Regions from separate parts of the Homo sapiens genome. Here regions 2, 3, 4 and 5 are each linked to region 1. Evidence: chromatin contacts called from ENCODE Hi-C or POLR2A ChIA-PET data. All regions are on one chromosome and are shown on one strand. The core of a region is the stretch at or near the end of the contact, and the rest is flanking DNA. Distances in the headings are between cores, read along the strand shown. Region 1 holds the start of SRSF10 (serine and arginine rich splicing factor 10). Region 2 holds the start of ID3 (inhibitor of DNA binding 3). Region 3 holds the start of GRHL3-AS1 (GRHL3 antisense RNA 1). Region 4 holds the start of RPL11 (ribosomal protein L11). Region 5 has its middle 23 kb from the start of ELOA.

Region 1 (2,587 bases), core at 43-2,542:
ACCATACTAAAGATTATTTGCTATTTTCATGCTCATTCTCTTACAAACGTGGAGTTTTCCAGAGGGTACATGATGTGTGATAAAGGGTAGTGGAGTGTGTCAAAGTTTTCTCTATTTTTTTTTTTTTTCTTTTTTGAGACGGAGTCTCACCCTGTCGCCCAGGCTGGAATGCAGTGGTGCAATCTCGGCTCACTGCAACCTCTGCCTCCCGAGTTCAAGCGATTCTTCTGCCCCAGCCTCCCAAGTAGCTGGGATTACAGGCGCGCGCCACTACGCCTGGCTAATTTTTGTATTTTTAGTAGAGATGGGGTTTCACTGTGTTGGTCAGGCTGGTCTCAAACTCTTGACCTCGTGATCTGCCCGCCTCGGCCTCCCAAAGTACAGGGAGGGATTACAGGCGTGAGCCACCGAGCCCAGCCGAAGTTTCCTCTATTTTAAGTTCTCATTAACTATTTATTAATAGGTATAACCCACACTTTTTTTAAAAAAAGCTCTTTGGAATCTTCCGTAATACACAAGAATATAAAGGCGTTCTGAGACCAAAAAGTTTGAGAACTGCTGCAATACAGGTCCGATGCATACCCAGGAAGCCGTCAGCAACAAAGAATACACTACAAATGACCACAGTCATGAACCTACAGTGTGAGGTTTGGTCCCACCCAGGTTGGGAGCCAAATGCGTGACTAAGTGGAGATGGCTAGGGTGTGGGTGAGGGGCAAAGGCAGGCTGAAAACACTGGAGAGACAGGCCCAGCTCTGCGCAAGGGCACACACCTCCTTCCTTTACACACTCAATACAAGCTGTAAATCCTTCTTTCGCAGGTCAGGGCATAACCTGGACCAAACGGGAAATTTAAGGCAAAATAAAAGCAGGACATTAACTTGGACCAACCGGGAAATTTAAGGCAGCCTCTCTGAACTAAATAGTTTAAAAATCTGTCCATTTAGTAGTAACCGCAAAGTTTGGCCTAGAGACTAAAACATCTGCTTCCTGATTTGGGGGTGGAGATGAAGTGGAGTGTAAGGTAGAAAACGGCGGGAAATGAAGACCTAAAGAAAGAAAGAACAGGCTTGGGGGAGGGTAAGAGGCACCGCAAGAAGCCAACGAATGACACCGACGCTGAGGCGCGTGCGCCAGCCCTCCGCATGCGCAGGCGGACGCCTGGTGTTCTCGCGGGAAAGAACCGTTGCGCCCGACTTTGCGCGGAGGTAGGAGGGGGAAGTGGAGGCGGGAGTGAAGTCTCGCGAGAAGAGTCGGTTGCCGTAGCAGAGCCCTCTAGCTGTGTGTGTCTGAGGCTCGGCCGCCTGAGCCGCGGACGGTTTGCTGAGCCCGTTAGTGCGCCCGGCCGAGACACGCCGCCGCCATGTCCCGCTACCTGCGTCCCCCCAACACGTCTCTGTTCGTCAGGAACGTGGCCGACGACACCAGGTAGGTACAAGGCAGGTACTCCGGGCCTAGGCGGGGAGGCCGCAGGCGCCTGGAGAGGACCCTGGTGGTGGCGGCACTGGGCCGGGGGAGGGGACGGAGTGAAGATGGCGGGTCCCGCGCCCGCTTTGGCGCCGAACTAGGCCGCGCAGCGGGCCTCAGCCGCCGCGTGGGAGCGAGGGCGGCGCCTCTGCCTTCGCCGGGCCGCGTGGCGGGGTTTTTCGGTCCCCCTCCCCCTCCGCAGTTTGCAGCCCCTTTCTCCCTGCTTCCTGCCGGCGCGAGCAGCCCCCCGCCGCGGCCTTTCCGCGACCCGACGGCCGCCCCCCATTGATTTGAAGTTCACATTCTTCGAGGTTCACGCCCCCTTGGCCCAGAGATTTTTTTTTTTCCCCAGCCAAAAAATAGTGAGATGAAATAACGGGATCGAGGGAGAGGAATGTTGCTACCATTTATCTTTGTTGTTGTTGCCGTTGTTAATATTTGGGGGTTTTAATCAGTTGGAGGTGTTTGGAGAAAGGGAGCGTTGAGATTTGGGGAGTTAGATTTTTCCAGTTAAATGTTGCGAGTAGTTTTTCTTATTTCCTGGAAATTCTGGTCACCCTTTGAAAAGGGAGGTTTGGGAAGCGTCAGTCATTAGGACGTTGACAGCTAAGTTAGATTAATTCAGACGTACCTTAAATAGGCTTTGTTCTCACCATTCCCTTGTTTCGAGTTGCCTTCAGATTATTTTGGAAGAGTTCTTACTACAAGATGAGGCTTTTTATTTCACAAATAATGAATCTACACACAGAAAATAAGTGGTTTGGGTTTTTGGTGTTTCGTGGGGGTTTTTTGCTAGCTTTGTGATTTGCTTTTGTCTTAAATTTAAGAAGGAAAGAAAGCAATAATTCTTTCCATAAATAATTCTTTCCATAATTTCTAATAGTTACGTTAGCATCTAGAGAAATTTTCTCTTTACGTCATCTTGACACTTAACTATTTAAGAAGTTCGATATTTGTGACTTTTTCAGACCATATTTATCTACTGTTAAGTGTGTAAATCTGTCGCTAAAATTGGGGAGTAAAAATAAGTGCTTGGTATTTTTCAGAGTGCTAGAGTCGATTTGATGCTGTAAAAGTAAAAAAAAAAAAAAAAACAAGGCTTATATACAACCTAATGCTG
Region 2 (2,587 bases), core at 88-2,587, 420 kb after region 1:
TATCGAACTCTTGTTTCCTGTGTTAATCTTGTCTCCCCAAATTGTGAGATTCTTGAAAGCAGGAGCCACTGTTTTATGCGGAGGGACTCCATAAATATTCACCAATGATTCATTAGGAAAGCAACTATTGGGGGAATCCCACTTGGTCATTTCCAAAATGGAAAGCAGCATCTTGGAAGTGCAGGTCCCCAAATGTCTAGGGAGGTGACAAGAAGGCAAGCAAAGAATCAAAGAATACTGAGCACAGTGTCCTGTTGCAATACAGGACTTAGTTTGCCGGCCCTCTGGTTCCTTTCCTGGTCTTTCAGATGGAGCTGGAGCTACTTCAGCAGGGCTAAGAATAATCAAGTCCAGGTGGCCTGCCCTTCCATAGCAGAAAGGGACAGACAATAGAGCAATGAAATTACCACTGTTTTCTACACAGAGGTGTGTGGAAAGTGAAGAGAGGGGAAGTTAAGAAATTTGCTGACCCAATTGGGTGGGGGGGGGCTCTTAAAAAGGTTTATGTAGAAATTGTCCCATCTGTGCCTCCATATTTAAAACCTTGTCCAAAATTCTAATTGAACTCACAAAGCACAACTGTGCATATATTTAGTTCGTTATGGAGTTTATGGGGCAGAGGGTCCAGGCTCCTTTTTTCCCCATGCAAAAAGCATGGGCTCAAGCTTTCTTCTTTTCCCCTGTTGCTCAAATAAATAGTGTTCTTTGCTCAAACCCCCTTTCCCTCCTCCTTCTGCAATCTCAGCGCCTAGCGCAAATCTGTTTTCTTCATTGTAACCTCAGCTTCACCGCAATTAATTTTTTTTCCCTCTGGTCACAAGATAATTCCTGACGCCAGTGAGTCTGGAGGTCAGACGAACAGCAAATTGGGGAACAAGGCGGCACTAATTCCTTACAAGTTTCCCTTGAAAAATCTTTCGCTTAAAAAAAACGGGGGGTGGGGGGAGCTTCTTTGCTGTTCAGGGATTTATGACCTCGGAGGAGCTGTGGCTCGAACCAGTGTTGGGCTAAAGGCGGACTGGCAGGGGGCAGGGAAGCTCAAAGATCTGGGGTGCTGCCAGGAAAAAGCAAATTCTGGAAGTTAATGGTTTTGAGTGATTTTTAAATCCTTGCTGGCGGAGAGGCCCGCCTCTCCCCGGTATCAGCGCTTCCTCATTCTTTGAATCCGCGGCTCCGCGGTCTTCGGCGTCAGACCAGCCGGAGGAAGCCTGTTTGCAATTTAAGCGGGCTGTGAACGCCCAGGGCCGGCGGGGGCAGGGCCGAGGCGGGCCATTTTGAATAAAGAGGCGTGCCTTCCAGGCAGGCTCTATAAGTGACCGCCGCGGCGAGCGTGCGCGCGTTGCAGGTCACTGTAGCGGGACTTCTTTTGGTTTTCTTTCTCTTTGGGGCACCTCTGGACTCACTCCCCAGCATGAAGGCGCTGAGCCCGGTGCGCGGCTGCTACGAGGCGGTGTGCTGCCTGTCGGAACGCAGTCTGGCCATCGCCCGGGGCCGAGGGAAGGGCCCGGCAGCTGAGGAGCCGCTGAGCTTGCTGGACGACATGAACCACTGCTACTCCCGCCTGCGGGAACTGGTACCCGGAGTCCCGAGAGGCACTCAGCTTAGCCAGGTGGAAATCCTACAGCGCGTCATCGACTACATTCTCGACCTGCAGGTAGTCCTGGCCGAGCCAGCCCCTGGACCCCCTGATGGCCCCCACCTTCCCATCCAGGTAAGCCTCGAAGTCGGGACAGGGCTGAACACCCAGGCAAGGATGCTGCGGGACCCTCGGAGCTCCCGATTGCCTCGCGTAACTCTTCCCTCTTTTCCTCTAATCAGACAGCCGAGCTCACTCCGGAACTTGTCATCTCCAACGACAAAAGGAGCTTTTGCCACTGACTCGGCCGTGTCCTGACACCTCCAGGTGAGTATCTCCTCTCTTGGAGAGGGAGGTTTAAACGGCAAGTCCTGGAGTTGGCAGACGTTTTGAAAAATTGCCACTCACTCGGTTTAGGGAAACTGAGGCCAGAGAGGGACAAGTGACTTGCCCATGGTTGCATCAAATGAATGGCAGAGTCAGTTTCCATGTGATGTGCATTTAAGCCTTAAATGCGCCTGGGCCCTGCCCTCCCGCAGTGGCCGAGGGTCTGGCAAAGTAGACATGGGTCCGACTAAATACAAGTCTTTCTGTTCCATGTTGTATAGGGAGCTGTCTTCGGCAGCCCCCTCCCAGCTAGTGTCAATTCCAAGTAGGAGGGGTAGCGCAAGCTCCGCCTGTGGTCTTTGGCGCCAACTGGGTGGGGGCAGCGTGGGGCGCGGAGTTATCAGCTGGAGGTACAGACCAAGTTTCCTCCCTGGCGCCGGCCAGTCTGCGGACGGCCCCCGCCTCGGCACGCTCGGCGGAAACTGACTGCTCCTTGGTCTTCTTTCCTCCCCCGCCCAGAACGCAGGTGCTGGCGCCCGTTCTGCCTGGGACCCCGGGAACCTCTCCTGCCGGAAGCCGGACGGCAGGGATGGGCCCCAACTTCGCCCTGCCCACTTGACTTCACCAAATCCCTTCCTGGAGACTAAACCTGGTGCTCAGGAGCGAAGGACTGTGAACTTGTGG
Region 3 (2,587 bases), core at 47-2,546, 340 kb before region 1:
AACTAGTTCCCAGGTGATGATGATGATGATGATGGTCCACGGACCACAGTTTGAGAACACTGTTCTAGGTGTTCTCTTTCAAAATAATGACTCCCTCTCTTCCCCTTAACGACTCCAAAGGTAACATAGGTTTGTAAAATACAACAAATATATAACATGTAGAACCTACAGAAAAATAGGAAGAATGGAATTCATCCACATTCTTCTGCTCAGAAATAACCACTCTTAACAGTTTGGCACATCTCCTCTGTCTTCTTTTCAGAGGCTAAGCACAGAGGAAGCGGGGTGGCCTATGGCTGCTCGGCTAAGACCCGGTTAAGATCCCAGTGCTTCCGTGAGACCTTGGGCAAGCCTGAACCAGGTCTGGGTCCCCTCTTCGGCAAAACTGCATTTACACTCCCATCCCGCATTAGTTTGTTGGGAGGGTTTAAAGAAGAGCGTGTATTTATCAAGCACTCGACACAATGTCAGATGCGGAGTCAGCGCTCCATAAATGTTGGCTGTCATTTTTGTTCTAACGTAAGAGAAAGCTGGATGATCCCATCTGGGTTTCAGCCCCGTTTTCCCTCTTCACTCCTCCGGTGGGTCAGTGGGAGCTCTGCCGACCGCCTGGCTGCGGCCACTCACTGCTGGGACTGCGCAGCCTGCCCGCTCCCAGCAGCTGGCGGAGCCGCAGGACCCCCGCGCCGCCCGGGCCGCCGCCGTTAGGGTTGGCTCAAGCCTCTCGGCCCAGTCCGCCAGTTTTACAGCCCGAACTCAAAGAGGGCTTTTAACTTTTCATTCAGCAGCAGCGTAGCTCCGACTTTTAATAACACACCTCGTGCACGACAAAAATTTGCTCCTGGCAATCATGGTTTCGACCACAAAACCACAGCGGGGAGGCGTTCCTGATTAACTCTTTCAGCGCTCCAGGCAGTCTGGAGCCGGCGCTCCTGGAGATCAGATAGAACGGCGGCGGCGGCCGCGGTCAGGACTGCGACGGTTCTAGTCCCCTTCCCCCAACCGAGTCGCGTCTCTGCGAGGCTGAGGGGAGACTCCAGGCGGCAGCGGTGGGGCCCAGAGAGCAGGGAGCGAGGCCGCGGGGGACGCTCCTGCCTCGGTGCCTTAGACCTACTGTGTGCCAAGCCCCTTTGCGGCGAAACTCTCCCTTCCTGGGCTGTCAACGGGGCCTGCCTGGAGCGCCGGCCGGCCCTCCAGAGGGGAACAACAGGTCACCGGGGAGGTCGCCTGCGGCTCCAGCTCCCCGGGGGCCCCGACGCACCTTCAGGAAAACCCGACGCTGGGCAGCTCGCGGGCGCCGGCTGTTTTCCTGCGAGACCCAGGCGGTCGGCGGCGACTTCCGGCGCCCTCGGCCGCAGCCCAGGATCCCTTGCGCCCTGCGGTAGCCCGGGGCTGCCCAGGGCTGCGGGCTCCAGGCACCCAGAGCGCTGCGACCACATGAAAGGCCCGGCGCTCAGCACCCGCCAGCCACCTCCAGCTGGTTTCTAACTACACCGCCGGGGCCTCCATGCTTCTCAGAGACCAGCCTTCGAAGTGCCGCCTTACACCCGGGGCCTGGCCACCGGGCGGGCGCGGATGGAGCTCTGGTCCACATTTGGGAGCTCACAGTTGTTCCTGCCAGGTAGGTGTTACAGACAGATGAGCAGACTGAGGGTCAGGGAGGACAAACAAATTCACCAGGATCCTGCTGTTGGTAAGTGGCAGAATTTAGAGTGACAGGCAAGTCCCACTTTTGCCACTATATCAAGGCCTGGCCAGAGTTGGCCATTCCATGAGGGCCCAAGCTGTAAGCTATGGCCAGTCCTCTTAACTTGGCACTTTTTAGGAGAATGTCGAGGCCGCAGAAGCAACAGCAGCTCAGAACTTGCAAGCCAAGCGCCGGGTGCCCTCCCCTTACCAGTAGGGGCAGCTGAGCCCCCAGGCTCTGCCACTGTAATCTCAAATGGTGGCTTGGAGTCCGCCTGCAATTACTCAGCAGGCAACTGGCTTCCCTCACCCCACCCCAAACTGAGAAGCCTCAACTGTCAGCGGATCTGACTTCAAATCCAAACCATTAGGGAGGAGAAAAGCAAGAAACCTTTCTGTTCAAGTAACCCAGCTTCAGAACACATACCCCCTAACGTGCAGTAATGAATAGATTCTGTCTGTAGCCTCCGCAGTTTTAGCCAGCAAATTTAAGTGGGATGGAGACACATGTCAAGATTTTTTTGCGCGTTCAAAGTATGGAAAAATAGCAAGAGGTTTGGGAATGCTCATTGATTGGTTAGTTCTACATGAAATGACAATGGTGTTACTGGTGTGTTCTCCACCAGCCTTAAAAGCAATCACTATTCTAAAATTGTCAAATCCTCTAACAACCCCATGAGGTGGATACTACTGTTGGCCACTATTTACAGATGAGGATTAAGGGACTTGCTCAACATCACACAGCTATAAGTGCTAGAGCTGGGACTTGAACCCAGGTGTCAGTACCAATGCTCCTGCTCTTATTCTCATTGCGGTCCAATTGTCAATACATTGTCAACCCCGGGAAATTCATTCAAAAGAAATGTGCCTGTTAACCCAAGTGATTGTGCTGTGAACATGA
Region 4 (2,587 bases), core at 62-2,561, 290 kb after region 1:
ATGCTCCCGTACAGCCCTGTTCTTAATGCAGCCTATATAACCCTAACTGCTAATCAGATCTAATGATCTTTACTTCGTTCCTGACATTTCCACTCTATCTCATATCCTAGTTACTTAGGAAAATCTTTACTTGGGCTAGTCTTAGCTTAAGATCTGCTCAAATAAAATCTAGTGTTCCAATCCCACACGCCATCTTGAATAAAAAAAAAAAAAAAAGACACCTCTTGGCCGGCTCATGAATTTAATGCTTTAAGTGATGCCGACTGTCACTTTCTAAACAGACTCGACAGCAGGTAAATCAAGAAACAACCAAGCGACCCAAGCAGGCAAACCCTGTATGTCCTTGTGACTACTCACCTTTGGAAAACACAGGGGTCTGCCCTGTGAGCTGCTCCAACACCTTGGCTGCTCGCGTCAGTCTGTCTCCACTCTCCCCAACACAGATGTTGAGACAGAGTTTGCGGATGCGAAGTTCCCGCATGGGGTTCTCCTTTTCACCTTGATCCTGCTGCAACAGGGAAGAGCAGCAGTCAATACACTCACAGCTGAGGGCCCTGAGTTTTACTACTTTCTATCTGCACAGCATTTTTATTTCTGCTCATCCCAAATCGTAACGAAGACCCTGAATGTTTAAAAGGTATAATGTTTAGGGGACATCAAGGGAAGAAGACAGCTCGGAACCTATCCTTCCTCCACGAACGGAACGGGTGAAGAGAAAACTCAGGACAGTTATTGAGTGTTAAAAGATACGGACACTGAGATCGAACCCTAAGAGGCTCAGGGTAACAAAGAGCGCCCCCATTGTAAGGCCAACTAAGGGGAGTGAGCGAAGAAACAGAACTTAATTGCTCAGTTAACAGGAAACACGTGGTTATGCGACGTCCAGCATCCTATTCGGAAGCTGTCTAAAGGCTGGCACCTTCCCTAAGCGGAGCAACCGACTAAGGTTTCCTAGCACCGAGCAAGTCTCAAGTCCCCGGGACCAGGAAAAGGCCCGGACCCCCCTGCCTCAGAACCCTCCATTCACCCCATCTGCCCCCGCTGCAGCCTCCTGACCGTGCTTCTGAGCACTCCGGGCAAGTGCCCGGAGCCGCTCCTAAAACGATGGCAGGGAAAGTGACAGAATTCAACCCTGCGTCCTTGGCTCGAACGGCTCTGCTAGTTTTGGGCCAGCAGGCATTGCGGGCTCCATATTCCTCGGGCTGCGGGCGAAGTAGCCCCCGCAGGCTCGGCCTGCCATGGATGGCGACGGATAAAGGAAAGCAAATCCAGGTCCCAGCTACTCACCGCCATGATGGAGAGCAGGAAGAGAAAGCGGAGCTTCCGGCCGAGGGCCTTATGGGCCAGGAGGCGGGCTCTTTTCCCAGGCTAACCACAGAGATGAAGACGAGGAAGAGAGGCGCATTTGGCAAAGCCCTGCAGCGTCGGCTTCTCCCTTGTGGGTAGTGCTAGCCACTGCAGGCGACGCTGGCTGAAGACCGGGATCTGGGTTTTCCAAAAATAGTTTTTGAAAGCTCCCGAATCAGCACGTCCTTGAGTTTCCGGACCTTGAGGACGTTCTCTCCTCCCAGTGTCACGAGCTGGTGGTCCTTGTGTGATGAGAACGCCAAAACTACATTAAATCAATCATGCAAATTATGACGCAAATTTATTCTGTAACAACGTAAACAAATATAATTTATTTATTTATTTATTTTTTGAGACGGAGCCTCGCTGTGTCACCCAGGTTGAAGTGCAGTGGCGCGATATCGGCTCACTGCAACCTCCGCCTCCCGGGTTCAAGCGATTCTCCTGCCTCAGCCTCCCAAGTAGCTGGGATTACAGGCACGCACCACCATACCGGTCTAATTTGTTTGTATTTTTAGTAGAGATGGGGTTTCACCATGTTGGTCGGGCTGGTATGGAACTCCTGACCTCAAATGATCCACCCGCCTTGGCCTCCCAAAGTGCTGGGATTACAGGCGTGAGCCACCACTCCGGGCACAAATAGAATTTATACAAACGGAAAGGAGTGGTGGTTTAAGAGTCCCGAGCTTGAAGACAGGCAGATGTGGTCCTGTCTCGACCAGCTAGTAGCTATGTGACCTTGGGCAAGTTACTACAGGGTGCGTATTCCTAACCTGAAAAGCCTGGGACCAGACGGTTTTTAGATTTGGGATTTTTCCGGATTATGGAATATTCGCATAAACATAATGAGATATCTTGGGGATGGAACCCAAGTCTGAATATGAAATTAATTTATGTTCCATATACACCTTATACACATAGTCTGAAGGTAATTTTATACAATATTTTAAGTAAGTTTGTGCATGAAACAAAGTTTGTGTACATTGAACCATCAGAAAGCAAAGGTGTCACTATCTCAGCCACCCTTGTGGACAATCTCTGGTTGGTTGGCCTAACCATTTTTCCAGACTGTAAATGTATATGCTATTGATAAGCAATACTTTCTTACGCTTATTCACATATAAGTACTTAACAGCGGCCGGGCGCGGTGGCTCACGCCTGTAATCCCAGCACTTTGGGAGACCGAGACGGGCGGATCGCGAGGTCAGGAAATCGAGACCATCCTGGCTAACACGGTGAA
Region 5 (2,587 bases), core at 32-2,531, 260 kb after region 1:
TCAACCTCCCACCTACCTCCCAAGTAGCTGGGACTACAGGTGCATGCCACCATGCCCACCTTATTTTTTTATTTTTTGTAGAGATGGGGTTTCACTATGTTGCTCAGGCTGGTCTCGAACTCCTGGGCTCAAGCAATCTGCCTGCCTCAGCCTCTCAAAGTGCTGGGATTACAGGCATGAGCCACAGTGCCTAGCCTGTCATTCATCATTCTTTTTTTTTTTTTTTTTTTTTTTGAGATGGAGTCTCGCTTTGTCACCCAGGCTGGATAGCAGTGGTGCAATCTCAGCTCACAGTAACCTCTGCCTCCTGGGTTCAAGCGATTCTCCTGCCTTAGCCTCCCGAGTAGCTGGGATTATAGGCACACACCACCACGCCCAGCTAATTTTTGTATTTTTAGTAGAGACATCGTTTCACCATGTTGGCCAGGCTGGTCTCGAACTCCTGAACTCAAGTGATCTGCCCACCTCGGCCTCCCAAAGTGCTGAGATTACAGGTGTAAGCCACCGTGCCTGGCCCTGTCATTCATTCTTTCAGCAAAAATTTACTAAGCATCTACTATGTGCCACGTGCCTTGCTTGCACTGATGTGCCTGGTACATAGGCACAGTATGAACAGTAACATTTAGGCCCCTCATAAAGCCTACAGCCTGTTAGGGTCAATGAGGCTCTTAGTGTTTTTTGGGTTTTTTTTTTTTTTTTTTTTTTTTTGAGATAGAGTCTCTTGCCCAGGCTGGAGTGCAGTGGCACAATCTCGGCTCACTGCAACTTCCACCTCCCAGGTTCAAGCGATTCTCCTGTCTCAGCCTCCCGAGTAGCTGGAATTACAGATGTGTGCCACCATGCCTGGCTAATTTTTTTTCTATTTTTAGGAGAGATGGGGTTTCACCATGTTGGCCAGGCTGGTCTCGAACTCCTGACCTCAGGTGATCCACCTGCCTTGGCCTCCCAAAGTGCTGGGATTACAGGCATGAGCCACCATTCCTGGGCTGAGGCTCTTAGTGTTTTTTTTGTTTGTTTGCTTTTTTTTTTTTTTTTTTTTTTTTTTTGTGGCTCTTAGTGTTTTAAGCCTTACTTCTGGCCCCTCTCACCTCTTACTCTTTGTTCTAGTCATCATGACAGAGTTGGGATTTCCCAAACTTGCCCCATTGCAGCCTCAGGGTCTATAAATATGCCAACCCAAAATTCCAGCCCTCAGCCTCCTGGCCTCATTAAGACTCAGTTTGAGAATCACTTCCTCTGAGCAGCCTGTACCTAACCCCACCCCAGATCTGCCCCAGATTATCGTGCACCCATCACTGGAGGAGTCTCTCGTGTGGTCGTCACTGTCCATTTCTTTGTGTGATGTCCTCACTAGACTGTGAGCTCCTTGCAAGCAGGGACTGTGACTAAACCATCTCTGTATCCCTGCTGGGGGCACTAACTAGCTGGTGAACCCATAAGTACGTGGACTTGAACGGCCCAGTGGAGGGTCTGTATGAGAGGTATCCGCATAGGGCAATACACGGTGTGAGAGAAGAACTGCAGCTTCAGAAGGGCTAGGAGGCCAGGTTCTCAGCAGGAGTTTCCAGAGCACATAGCCTGTAACCACCAGGAAACAGGCAGAGATACAGAGCCTCGAAGCTGAGAAAGACAGTGCCTTACTTCTCCTTGAAGAGGGGCCTTGTGTGGTGAAAGTAACACATCTGTGTTCTAATTTGACTCCTCACCGGCTATGTGACTTTGGGTTAGACGGACCTCTAATATTTGCATGGCTGATGGCAAAAGTGTATACAGAGGCCCACATACCATTTATCTAAATATTTAAAAGTTAAAAACTAACAAACCATTAAATACAGTTTTTACTCTATCCTATCCTATTCTGTTCTCTTACTTCGATGAATATACCTTCATAATGACCTGGGGCTAGGTTTAAATTTAACATTCTCAGATTCCTAAGAGTTCTTGGGGATGTGGTGGCACAAGGAGAACTAGCCCCTAACCTACATGCTGTTCTTCCCACCTGCATTAGGCAGAATAATGTCCCCTCCCCACCCCAGGTGTCCACACCCTGATCCCAGGAACCTGTGAATATGTTATCTTACATGGCAAGGGGGAATTAAAATTGCTAATCAGGCCAAGCATGGTGGCTCACACCTGTAATCCCAGCACTTTGGGAGGCCGAGGCAGGAGGATCACTTGAACTCAGAGGTTTGAGACCAGCCTGGGCAACATTGCAAGACCTCATTTCAATTTATATTACAAATTTATTTATTTTAATACAATAAAAATTGCTAATCAGCTGACCTCAAGATAGGGAGATTATCCTGGATTATTGAGGTAGCCCAAAATAATCACAAGGGTGCTTCTAAGTGAAAGCGAGAAGCATGAGTCAGAGTCAGAGAAGATGTGATGACAGAGGCAAAGGCTGGAGTGATGGGATTGCTGGCTTTGAAGGTGGCCACCAGCCAAGGAACACAGGTGGCCTCTAGAAGCTGGAAAAGGCAAGCAAACAGATTCTCCCTGGAGCCTCAGGAAGGACACAGCCATGGCTATACCTTGATTATAGCCCAGTGAGACCCATTTTGGACCTCTGGCCTCCATAAATGTC

Evidence for each region. Hi-C counts contacts between places; a loop is a spot of excess contacts on that map. ChIA-PET counts read pairs that join two places held with the same protein, here RNA polymerase II (POLR2A). Pooled maps may share reads with other maps.
Region 2: a loop to region 1 is called in a map of CD4-positive, alpha-beta T cell, with 3 times the contacts of the local background. The contact joins the promoter of ID3 here to the promoter of SRSF10 in region 1. A Hi-C loop is called at or near these places in 1 of 168 maps with a recorded cell type or tissue (CD4-positive, alpha-beta T cell) and 6 of 50 pooled maps. POLR2A ChIA-PET finds 5 or more read pairs at or near these places in 1 of 52 experiments (GM10248).
Region 3: a loop to region 1 is called in a pooled map, with 7 times the contacts of the local background. The contact joins the promoter of GRHL3-AS1 here to the promoter of SRSF10 in region 1. A Hi-C loop is called at or near these places in 5 of 50 pooled maps. POLR2A ChIA-PET finds 5 or more read pairs at or near these places in 4 of 52 experiments (A673, GM10248, H1 and 1 more).
Region 4: a map of naive thymus-derived CD4-positive, alpha-beta T cell shows a loop between it and region 1 (4-fold over the local background). The contact joins the promoter of RPL11 here to the promoter of SRSF10 in region 1. A Hi-C loop is called at or near these places in 1 of 168 maps with a recorded cell type or tissue (naive thymus-derived CD4-positive, alpha-beta T cell) and 9 of 50 pooled maps. POLR2A ChIA-PET finds 5 or more read pairs at or near these places in 9 of 52 experiments (A673, GM12878, H1 and 6 more).
Region 5: a loop to region 1 is called in a pooled map, with 5 times the contacts of the local background. The contact joins the enhancer-like site here to the promoter of SRSF10 in region 1. A Hi-C loop is called at or near these places in 2 of 50 pooled maps. POLR2A ChIA-PET finds 5 or more read pairs at or near these places in 3 of 52 experiments (activated B cell, activated CD4-positive, alpha-beta T cell and activated T-cell).

The regions. Positions count from the first base shown.
Region 1 is chr1:23,979,032-23,981,618 of GRCh38, reverse strand. It overlaps SRSF10 (serine and arginine rich splicing factor 10), which reads left to right and starts at 1,292. Exons shown (of 6, transcript NM_054016.4): 1 at 1,292-1,428. The coding sequence starts at 1,364. RefSeq lists enhancers at 968-1,017, 84-1,074, 1,028-1,357, 1,788-1,837, 1,075-2,065.
Region 2 is chr1:23,558,251-23,560,837 of GRCh38, reverse strand. ID3 (inhibitor of DNA binding 3) reads left to right here and starts at 1,337. Exons shown (of 3, transcript NM_002167.5): 1 at 1,337-1,711; 2 at 1,819-1,903; 3 at 2,423-2,587. The coding sequence starts at 1,412. The coding sequence ends at 1,878. The region is part of intron 2 of LOC124903876 (a long non-coding RNA gene); the gene reads right to left. RefSeq lists silencers at 1,024-1,270, 1,138-1,397 and an enhancer at 2,338-2,467.
Region 3 is chr1:24,320,700-24,323,286 of GRCh38, reverse strand. It overlaps GRHL3-AS1 (GRHL3 antisense RNA 1), which reads left to right and starts at 1,296. Exons shown (of 2, transcript NR_183722.1): 1 at 1,296-1,621. The region is part of intron 1 of GRHL3 (grainyhead like transcription factor 3); the gene reads right to left. RefSeq lists enhancers at 157-672, 673-1,190 and a silencer at 1,258-1,397.
Region 4 is chr1:23,690,530-23,693,116 of GRCh38, reverse strand. It overlaps RPL11 (ribosomal protein L11), which reads right to left and starts at 1,311. Exons shown (of 6, transcript NM_000975.5): 1 at 1,288-1,311; 2 at 358-508. The coding sequence starts at 1,293. RefSeq lists an enhancer at 1,030-1,349.
Region 5 is chr1:23,719,430-23,722,016 of GRCh38, reverse strand. No RefSeq gene overlaps it. Among named protein-coding and RNA genes, the nearest start is that of ELOA, 23 kb to the left of the region's middle. Within about 2 kb of position 1,281, at least 5 of the 41 ENCODE cell types and tissues checked have a DNase peak (open chromatin) inside an H3K27ac peak, as active enhancers do.